Regions from separate parts of the Mus musculus genome. Here region 1 is linked to region 2. A link is a contact called in ENCODE Hi-C or POLR2A ChIA-PET data. All regions are on one chromosome and are shown on one strand. The core of a region is the stretch at or near the end of the contact, and the rest is flanking DNA. Distances in the headings are between cores, read along the strand shown.

The links. Hi-C counts contacts between places; a loop is a spot of excess contacts on that map. ChIA-PET counts read pairs that join two places held with the same protein, here RNA polymerase II (POLR2A).
Region 1: a loop to region 2 is called in a map of left cerebral cortex, with 2.3 times the contacts of the local background. The contact joins the promoter of Frrs1l here to the promoter of Tmem245 in region 2. A Hi-C loop is called at or near these places in 2 of 37 maps with a recorded cell type or tissue (both left cerebral cortex). POLR2A ChIA-PET finds 5 or more read pairs at or near these places in 2 of 5 experiments (both embryonic stem cell).

What each region holds. Positions count from the first base shown.
Region 1 is chr4:56,987,763-56,993,409 of GRCm38, reverse strand. It overlaps Frrs1l (ferric-chelate reductase 1 like), which reads left to right and starts at 3,019. Exons shown (of 5, transcript NM_001142965.1): 1 at 3,019-3,376. The coding sequence starts at 3,139. It overlaps Epb41l4b (erythrocyte membrane protein band 4.1 like 4b), which reads left to right. Exons shown (of 25, transcript NM_001355492.1): 25 at 1-1,438.
Region 2 is chr4:56,944,122-56,949,557 of GRCm38, reverse strand. It overlaps Tmem245 (transmembrane protein 245), which reads left to right and starts at 2,129. Exons shown (of 18, transcript NM_001369260.1): 1 at 2,129-2,713. The coding sequence starts at 2,147.

The DNA.
Region 1 (5,647 bases), core at 1,770-4,269, 43 kb before region 2:
ATGTGTATCCCACGAGTCTGACTTGATTTGTTCCTAGGTAGGTGTGCATGGAGGTTCTAGCCGCTGCGTTCAGGAGGCTTGCAAGCTCCTACCTTGTCCCCCACCTCTCCCTTGGGCTCACAAGAGTCTCAGTGGGTGGACATCCCTGCAAACCTGAGCACAAACATGCTGGTTGCTCTTGTATGTGCAAACCCAGAACCGCAGGCAGTTCATCCCAAGGAGAGGAGTGGCCGCAGTGGCCATTTATCTTCTGCCTACTTAAATGTATGGTGGGTGCTGAGACAGCAAAGCTGCCCTGGGGGAGCTCACAGTGACTATAAGGAGTTGTGCAATTATTACCTTCTTGGTCTGCTTTAGACCCAAACAACAGCACTAGAGGGTAACACAACCACCCACTGTGGATTCAAGAGGAGAGGAGAGAGTCTGCTAACATGATCATTACAGAGCTGGGACTGTACAGCATGGCCTCAGACTCTTAGTTGGGAAGTCATGGCATGTTACTGCAAAGGTCTGGTACCCTCAACTCATAGAGTTGACAGGTTAGGGACAGCACAGATCTTTGGGTGTGAGAAAGGAAGCCTTTGGTCTTCAGAAATTCCCACCAGGGTGCATCAGGAATGTTATTTTCCCAAAGAGCACAGGAAGGTTCTGATATCGCTGTTATCATTCACCATTTCAAAGATCACAGACCTTTAAAGTCTTGGACTAAAACCCACCATTTTAGTGATTTTAAAGTGTGTACCTCAGTGTCTTTCAGCGTGTCCATGATGCAGGGCAAACATAATCTGACCTGTGACTCTGCCCCTCCCCTAGCAACTACTAACCACCCCCTAGCAACCACTAACCACCCCTACCCTGGCCTGTAGGTTTCTGATTATGAATTTGCTTATTCTGGACACTTCATATAACTGGAATCATATAGTATGTGGGCTTCCATGATCAGCTTCTCTCATTTAACCATGTTTTCAAGGTTCCTCTGTGTTATCGCATGTATCAGGACGTCATTCTGTCTTTGTGGTTGAATAATGGAGATGATGAGGATGCTATGTTTTGTTTATCTATTTATTCAGTTGGCAGATGTTTGGGTTGCTCCTGCTTTGGGGCTATTATGAACGATAATTTTATGAACAGTCATACACAAATTTTTCTGTGTGAACATATGTTTTGGGTCCTCTTGGAATTGCCAGATCATATGGCAACTCTATGTTTAACTTTCTGAGGGACTTCCAAGATCACAGCTTTTATATCTTATGAAATTCAAAGTGAAAAATGACATACACCAGGCGGTCAGAGGCAGGGCACATCTGTTCCTGGTTGGATACTGAATGGTAGCACTAATCTGGGGATGTTTTATAACAGAAAAAAAAGGTCCTTTTGAGAAATTATTTTGATGAGAAGAGAAATAAAGGTTGTCTGTCTTTTAAAAATGAAAATGAAATTAAATGCTTCTTCTTTTAAAAGTGACTAACTGGGACTGGGAAATGGGTTAGTGGGTGATGTGTTTGCTGTATGAAATGAAGTTGGGACCCTGGGCACCTACATAAAAGCCTGGCACAGCAGCATTTCTCTATTACCCTAGTGTTGGGGTGGAAAGCAGAGGGAGGTGGATCCTAGGGATTCACTAGACAGGTAAATCCAGCAAGGTCCGGGTTCAGGAGACTGCTCAGTTAGTAAAGTACTGGCTGTGCAAACATGAGGACCTGAGTTCAAATCCCTGATGCCCAAATAAAAAACAGTATGCGGCAGCATGTCGATAATACCAGTGCTGGGAAGACAGGGGGATCCCAAGCTCCCAGCCCAGCCTGCATAGCTGAGGTGAGCTTCAGGTTCAGTGTGAGACCCTGGCAGGATTAACATAGTTAACTTCTGATGACCTGTCGGCTATATACAATAATGAACAGCTGGCCTTTGGATTTCCCAAGGCATCTCCCATCCCGATACAGCTCCCATGTCTTCCAGCCACTGGGCTAAAAATCAGTTGAAATTACTGGCTTCTCAGTATTTCATAGTTCTGTGCAAGGTTATGACATCAGTGACATTGAACCCTACAACCCTTTCCCTACATGGTCTTATTTAATATGCACTACATCCTGGGAATTAGTGATCACTGGTCATTATTGATAACCCAGGCAGTCTGACTTCTAGGTGTGCATTTGGAATCTGTTTTTCTGCCTCAGTAGCAGTTTCCTTACTTTATGCATTTTTTTAAAAAAAAGAACCAGAAGAAAGGTTTACATGCAAGGTTCTGAAGTAGCATCGAGGAAGAGATAGTGTCACTATTTCTTGCAGAAGACAACTAGTTGTCACCACCCCAACAAGGGTCATTTAAAGACAAACCTGGGATCTGTGTATATAATTGAGCAAATGAATGGCCAGATAAATAATGCAGTGTCTTACAAGCTGATGTGAAAACGTGGAGATTCGTCGTGCTTATCAGACATGGTTAGCTCACTTAATGTCTGTGCACTTTGCTTCTGGGGAAATTGGGTAAACCATTTGCCTAGTTTGAAAGGCTCAGGTTATACTCCAGCACTTGTGGCTTTTGCCAAGGTCTTAAGTTACACTTTCCACACTGTCTCTGATATCTGCTTGACTACGTAGATAGTGGGAGTTTGTGATTTCATCTTCCTTCTGTGATGATCCAGAGAAATTTATGAGTCTAGTAAGTTTTTTCTCCGGACGAAAAGTTGCAGGAGCAAGATGTTGGCGACAGTCATTCTAATAAGGTGTGGAAACTGGATGCTGGGGATTTGAGTAAGAGAGCAAATTCTGCTTTGTGTATCCAGAGTGGGGCCTGAAGCGATACAAGCAAGCTCCCAGGTGGTGCTGATGTTGTAGATCAGCGGGCCACACTAAGCACCCAGGGACCAGAAAGGTCAAATCTGGAGGCGACTGGGCGATGGGGAGAATAGAAAGAAGGACGCGAAGAAGGAGCGTCAGGCGAGGAGGGGGTGATGCTGAGCGGACGGGGGCAGGCTGCGGGGCTGGAGCGAGGATGCGCAGAGCGAGGCAGGGAGGCGGCGGGTGCGGGCGCTCCGCGGCTGCGCGGCGCGTGCTGGCGGCGGCTCGGTCCCGGCCCGCGCCCGCGGGGTCCCCGCTGCGGCCGGAGCGGCCTGGCTGCGGGATCCGTGCGCAGCGATGGCGGGGCAACCCCTGCGGCGCCCGGCCTGGGTACCACTGCTCCTGCGACTGCTGCTGGCGGGGATCGCTGCCTGCGATGCCAGCCCCGCGGACGACAGCGCGGGCCCGGGGGGCCGGGGACCCCGGGGACGCGCGCGAGGGGACGCGGGCGCGGACGAGGCAGTGCCGCGCCACGACTCCTCCTACGGCACCTTCGCCAGCGAGTTCTACGACCTGCGCTACCTGTCAGAGGAGGGTGAGGCTACCAGAGGGTGAGGGGCGACCTGGGGGTGGGAGGTTGAGGGGCGCAGGAAGGGTCCGCAAAGGTGTCAGTGGAGGCAGATGGGCACAGATGAGACTAGAGTAGGGAGCCCGGCTCTCTGACCCAGCCTGTAGGAGGGAAGTCTGGAGGAGCTGTCAGCGCCCGCTCCCCTCTTTACACGTGGGGAGACTAGGGCCGGGAGAGTCAGTCTCAAGTCTTGCGAGGCTGTGGATAGAAGGTGCTAAGCTTATGCTCCCCTAGTTCTCAGCGTCTGGCCTCCTCCATTCTCCTGCAATGGAGGAGGCGCCATCTGGACTAGAATTCCGGAGCCCAGGGCAGCAGGCGGGAAGCAGAAAACCCAACTTAGAGACAACCGTTGCACAATTACCTCCTGGTAGGTCTGGAATAACCTAAATTTACAGGTACTGTCGCTCCATCTTTCATTGCCCAGGCGCCAGAGATGGGTCATAGCTCCCTCCCCAGTCCACCCCACATCTGCTGCTACCACACTTGTAGTCTCCTAGTGTGAGCCACCATTGTTGGGACCATCTGGGCCCAGAGACTGAGATTTCTTCGCCAGCTTCCCTGAGGAGCTGTTTCAAAGAGTACAAAAGGCAAAGCCATTCTGATAAAAGGAATGGAAACTGGTCTCTTACTTCCGCAGCTTTCGGAAAGCTTGGCAAAGAGGAGCCAAGAATCAAGCTGAGGGTTGAAATGAGGTTATCTGTTCGTGGATATATCTCTTAATGAGGATGAGGTTCAGCTATACGCAGCATACAAATGTTAATATCATCAATAAGATAGGATTTTCTCTCTCACACAAGGAAATCTAGAAGCCCCACAATCCAAAGCTGGCATGAAGTCTCCAGTCTTAGGGACCTTTTGCTCCTTCGTAATTCTCAGCTTATAGCTTAATGACCCCAAGTAGCTGCTTGAACCCCACTCACTACCTTCACTTTCCAGAGGGTGAAAAAGACAAAGTGGGGAGAAAATACTGACTGCCTACTTATTAAGGATGCTACTCTGATAGAAGTTCCATAGAATGATTTTAGTTTCTTAGCCATGTGGTCACACATAGCTGTAAAGGAGTTGGGGACAGGTAATCTTGTAGCTAAAAAAGACATACAGTATCCACTTCAAAATAATACAATTATTATATTAAGGAAGGTGGAGAGAATGAATTGGAAATATATTTATTTCCAATAATATTGGAAATATATTTATTAAATAGAGACTGCTGAACCACCCCTCCCCACACACACACACACACTTAGTGACCTCGACTCTGGCTGTTCAAGGGCTGATGAAGCAACTCTACTCCATGTTGTCACTCAGGGACCTACGTGCCTTCCATCTTGTTGCTCTACTATCCTTTAAGACCTTGTCCTCATCTCTGTAATAGAAGATTGGTGGCTTGTATGTCTTTGTTCAAAATTGATGGTAGGGTGCTGGAGAGATGGCGCAGTTGGTAAAGCCCTTGCCTCACAAACCCTAGTTCAGAGCATTGGAGCCCATGTAAAGCTAGGTACAGTAGCTCCTGTGTCTGTAATCCCAGTACTCCTGTGGAGCTATGGGACATGGAGACAATAGAATCATTGGAGCATGTGGGCCATCTGATATGCAGCAGCTAACAAGAGACCCTATCTCCGGATGGATGGAGAGACCTGACATCTGAGGCTGTCCTCTGATCTCCACATTCGGAGCATGTGTGGCATACGCCCATCCATAGTCACACATACACATGACATGTGCATGCACACACACAGACACACACACAACTGAAGAAATGGAAAAGAGAAGTTTAGGATAAGTAATTATCGTTTTTTGGCTGCTTGCATAGATCGTCTCTTCTCATAGTCTTTGGCAATTACAAGCATAATTAAGTAATGTCCTAGCTGCAAGGGAGGCCAGGCACCCCTGAGCCCTGGAAAAAGGAGCAAATGGTGTGAGGAACAACACACTAAACAGAATCTATCACTCTGGGAGAGGTTAAATATTCCTAAGCATATTTTTCTGAAAGCACGTAGTCCGTATTTCTCCCTTACACAACCAGTCTGTCCTTCCAAGTGACTTAAAGGTAGTATGTGAGCACATATATTCTCAACTAAGGAAGAACAAGCCAGGCTCTGTGTCTGTTTACATACATGGAAAGAATGAACTGTATAAGCAGGTTTTATGAAGGCCAACATCAGGTGACAGTAGCTCCCAAGGAACGCTTTACAGTCACTCTGCAAAGTAGGCTTCCAGCCCAGAGCGTAGATGCTG
Region 2 (5,436 bases), core at 880-3,379:
GCCCTGGACTCTGAGCTTTGAGCCCCCGGGTAGCATGGGTGTTCGGTGCTGACTCACAGCTCTGAGCACGTGTCAAGCACCTCCCATTCCCAAAAGGTTTTAGCTATGAAGGTGACGCCTTGTTATATAAAGAGCAGCTCAAGTCAATGAATATGTGCACTGACAGCAAATCTGACTATAATTTGCGATGGTGATATCAGGGGGTCTGAACAAAGCAGTTACATAGCTCAGTAAAATGTTTATACAACTGACACAAACATTTGCTGACTGAGACTTCAAAGACCCCAGACCTATGAGCAAGATGGAAAGGAGAAAGGAATTCCTTTTCCTTCCCCACCCCCGCCTTTTACATCCAGGACATAGTTAGCAATGTTTCTTCATATGGAAACTACCATATTTATATTAGAACAGAAAGAGAAGACACGCTGAAAGTAATATGAAAGTTTACTGAGAACAGGAAATAGCTATCTCTTATGGTGGACTCCTCCCACACTGCGTACTCCATAAAGATGTAAAGGCCAGCTCTCTCTTTTTCCCTTCCTCCCTCTCTCCACTTATATCTCTTCCTTCTGTCTCTTTCCCAAATAAAAATCCTCTTCACTGTATTTTATAGGAAGCAGGCTTGGATCCCAACACTTTTTCCTTAGGGCGGAAGAACCCCCGCACTGCTCAGGGCTTGTTCTTTTTCCACAAGCACCCTGTAGTAAGAACTCTGATTTCCATTATCCCTTGCCAGAGAGAGCATTGCAGTGGGGAGCTTTGCTGACCTGACCCCCCAGGTACTAAAAGCAAAGAGTGGCTGTTTAACATTCTGCTATAGGTATTCTGAGGTATTTAGATTGCTCCCATACTGAGGCTCCTAAATCTGTATGAGGCACAAAAGGTTAATAGTCACAGCACATTATGGTTCTCTAAGGAACTTTACATGTGAGTATAAGAAAAGTTCCCTAGAAATTCAGCCATGATTACAGAGTCTGTAACATTTCAGCTGCTGCTGTAACCCAGGTGTCATCCATTAGGAATCTAGGAAGTGAGGAAGGCAAGGCTTGCCTTGTGTGAATAGTATTCTACCCAGCTGGAGGAAGAGGTGGAGCTCAGAGGTAAATTAGCAGGGATGGGAGGAAATAGGGCATTTCTCCGCGGCCCTCAGAGAGAGAGTGGAAGGGCTTACACGCTTAGGAAGACATGTGTGAAGCTCGGTATATATACACCGTTTTAATATCGTTTTCCTGAAGTCAGTCTTCATGTTTGTATCTACCCGTGTTGAATTAAATGGGACAATCACACAGTTTACCACTGATCTACACCCATAGCCTTTCAATAGATACTATCAAAGGGCTCCTAACAGGATCCCCTGTTCAGTTCAGTTAGCATAGACAGAAAAACTACAGAATAAGCGTCCACAGTGTTAACCTGCTTCACCTACTTGGAAGCTGTACGAGGCCAGGTACTTAATTTCTCTGCGCCCCTTGTTTTCTACAAAACAAGACTAGTAGCATCTCTGTAGGGGTGTTCTAAAGATAAAATGAGTTGGTAGGAGCCAAGCACCTAGACCAGGCAATAGCTACTTAAAACCCTGTCATATACATAAGAGAACACTTTAAAACGTGTTTAAGAGTGTGTATTATTCTTCCAAAGGACCTGAGGTCTATTCCCAGCATCCAAATAAGGCTGTTCACAACCTCCTGTAACTCTGTCTGTGGGGATTAGACACTTCTGGCTTCTTTGGTCACCCACACATGTTACATACACACGATTAAAAATAAGTATTTATTAAATAAATCAGTTAAACTAAGTCTGTGCATCAGTGTTTTTAGACATACAGCTTGTGTTTTCCATCTCTGAGTCTCTTTTGAGATCCTGTCTCCGGAAAAGTTGACATCAATTAAAGTATCCGCCCCCGCTCCCAACCCCATTTTCTTGGACCCCCTCAAAACTTGTTACCTGGTCCCTGTGGGACCATTGGGCCCAAGGGCGGAGGCATTTGCGTTCAGCCTCTTGGGAGTTGTAGTTTCCTTAGGTTCTGGCGCATGCTCCACCGCACGCTGGGAACTACAAAACCCACAAATCCTCGCTGCACCGCCCTCCTCCGCCTCGCGTTCCTCCCCCGCTCGCAGCCCCGCCCCTCGGTCCAGGCAGAGGCGCGATGGCCGACCGCGGCGGCCCTGCTGAGGCGCCCAGCCCGCGGGGCTCTCCCCGGCCAGAGTCCCGGGCCCCGCGCACGGTCGGGCCGGGCGAGACCCCGCGTACCGCGGCGCTGGCGCTGCGCTTCGATAAGCCCATCAAGCAGGCTTTCTACAACACGGGCGCCGTGCTGTTCGTGTGCCTGTGCTGCGGCGCCGCGGTGCTCGTGTACTTCATCCTCGAGGCCTTCCTGCGGCCGCTGCTCTGGGCCGTGCTGTGCGGCACTTTCCTGCACCCGTTCAAGAGCTCGCTCACGCGCCTGGGCCGCCTGTGGCTGCGGCGCCTGCACCGCGCGCACACGCCCATCGTGCTGGCCGCGCTGCTGCTGCCGCTCTGCTTCGCCGACTACGGCGTGGAGGCGCTGGGCGAGCAGGCGCTGCGCCGCCGCCGCCTGTTGCTGCTGCTGGGAGCGGGCGGCCCGCTGCTCTATGGGCTCTACTGCCTGGGCAGCTACCTGGGCGTGCAGGTGCTGCTGGCGCACGCGGGCGCGCTCATCTGCCGCGGCCTCGACTACTTCAGCAGCCTGTGGGTGAGTGAGATGGGGGAGTGCGTGCGAGGTTGGCGGGACCCGGGACGCCGCGACAAGGCGGCCAAAGGTCCTCCAGTGAGCGCCTTCCCACGGCCGAGGGACTTGGCGCGCTTCCTTCCAGAGAGGCGGGTGTGATTTGAAACCCGCCCTCCGCTAGGGAAAAGGTCCTTTGGCTGAGTTCAGTTCTTTCACCCTAGTTTGTGTGTGACTCTGGGCGCTTTCGAGAACTGTATTACTTATGTGGGGGCCATTGCGACCCGGTCTACGTTAGCAATGGACTGCGTTAAAGGAGAGAGATACCAGGTGTCAATCGAGGAACTTCAGAATTGGAAGGAATCGCAAAGATAATCTTAGAGGCGAATTCCTGACTCAGACTACGTCGCAGGCTGGTTAGTTCACATATTTATCGGGCAAGGTTAAAGTGAAGTGGTTATTTAATGCTTAAGAATCTTAAGAATGTTGGTTGGTAAACTACCACAGGGGCTAAGAATGCAACGCTGGAATAGCGAGATCCTAGACAGCGCGAGATCTAGCGTGTATACACCCCATACTATTTCACCTTTATTCACTTTGTTACTGAAAAAGTGAATATGCCCTGAGATTATTAACGTTACAAAGTAATTGCCTTTCTTTGCTAGAGCAGGTTTAAACTTGCCAAAGGTAGATTGCTAATTGGTCCCAGGATCATGAGGTCATCTCTTGGTTCTTGTTTAAAGTTGATTGAAGACATTGTCAGGTACTTTTCTTCGGGGTGTATAGGAGTACTTTTGCGGGGGTGGTGGTGCTGGGGGTGTCATGTGTGCTACTGAGTTGTACCTTCAGCCTCATAAATTAGCATATCCTAATGGAACAGACATACACAGAGGTAAGTGTACACTTCTCACAGTTGTGGGCCACAGGTTCAGTTAGTGTGACCGCCTTAAAGATGAATAGCTTACTGTCAAATCTGTGGCTGTCAAATCTGTTTGTGCTGGGGACCAAACCCAAGTGTTAGTGGGCTTGTGCTGTAGATACTGAGCTGTAGCTCCGCTCCTGTTGTTTACTCTTAAGTTAAATACAGGGGCCCGGAGGTTTTCCACTTGCTGCTCTTCCAGATGTCTTGAATTCTGCCCCTAGCCCCCATGTTGCATCACTGATAAGTCTCCTCTACTTCCAACTTCAAGAGCCCCAGCACCCTCTTCTGATTTCTCCAAGCACCTGCATACACATGAATGTTTCTTACCTATCCTTAAATAAAAATAATAAAAATAAATCTTTAAAAATAGTTTTTAAAAAAGGAAGCTAAAAGCAACTCAAGTTCACGCAAACTCATACATCTAATAAATTGTTGAAATTCCAAAAAAAAGTCAGAAAAAAAAAAGGAAGCTAAAATCAGTGTCCTTTTGTTGTTGAAGAAGTCAGTTTACGTGGATTAAATTCCTCGAATAAAAGACCATTATGTGTGTATAAGAAAAGTCCTCAAGAAATTCAGCCATGATTACAGATTCTGTAACATTTCAGCTGTCATCCATTCAGGTGTCATCCATTGAATCTAGGAAGTGAAGAAGGCAAGGCTTGCCTTGTGTGAATAGTATCCTTTCCAGCCAGAGTAAGAGGTGGAGCTCAGAGGTAAATTAGTAGGGATGGGAGGAAATAGGGCATTTCTCCTCGGCCCTCAGGGAGAGAGTGGAAGGGCTTACACACTTAGGAAAATACCTGTGAAGCTCAGTCTATATACCTGTTTAGTATCATTTTCCTGAAGTCAGTCTTCATGTTTGTATCTACCCGTGTTGAATTAAATGTGACAATCACACAGTTTACCATTGATCTACACCATAGCCTTTCAATAAATACTACTAAAAGGCTCCTAATACAGTAGTTTGGTCACAGTGATGGGAGAAAGGGAGATGAGGAGGGAGTTACAAAGCACAACAAGCCCATTATAAGAGACCGTTATGAGTGAATTAGAGCATGAGGACTAAGCTGAGCTGGGTGCCTGCAGGTTGAGCTTACCTGGCGACAGACAACTGTCAGAGTTGAGTTCTGCCAGTGCCGATAGGGGTCGGACGTGGATGAAGTGAGGCGTGTTAGCCTGCACCTGACACTGGTTGAAGCTACATGTAACCGGGCAGGGGCGTACCGTAAGTTTTCTATCTCCGAGGCCGCAGCGTTTGGTTTTGTGAGCCCAAGCTGGGCTGCCTAATGCAAAGCATCGGCCCTAATGCTTTATGACAACTTGTGAATGTGAGCCAGCATGACAGAGGCAGAGAGGAAAGTACCCTGTAAGCAGACCCACGTTCACGGGGCAGATGAGTCATATGTTCAAAGATCCAGCTTTTGCATGTGTCCTCTGTGCTAGGCACTGAACTAGCTTCTGACAGGGCTACAGCTGCACTGTGGTATCTATCAGTCCTGTCCAGCAGGAGGAAGAGACGTCAGATCTGAAAAACTAGAGAGCAGTCAGGTCATATTCTGAACCTGTTGCTGGCAGGCAAAGATCTGCTGGCAGTCAGAACTCCTGGTGCCCTTCAGGAAGGGCAAAGAACCTTTCTCCAAGCACATGTGTTTAAATCTTCAACTTAGGAGGAAAAACAAAACTGATTTCAGTTAAAAGGAAAAGTCCAGTGAACACAAAAATTGGACTAATCCCAGCTGTTGCCCTGGACTCTTAGTAGCTCATGCTGTCTCTGATTCTCCTGCCGTCTGTGCAGGTTTCCAGGTCCTGGCGTTTCTGCTTGCTTTTG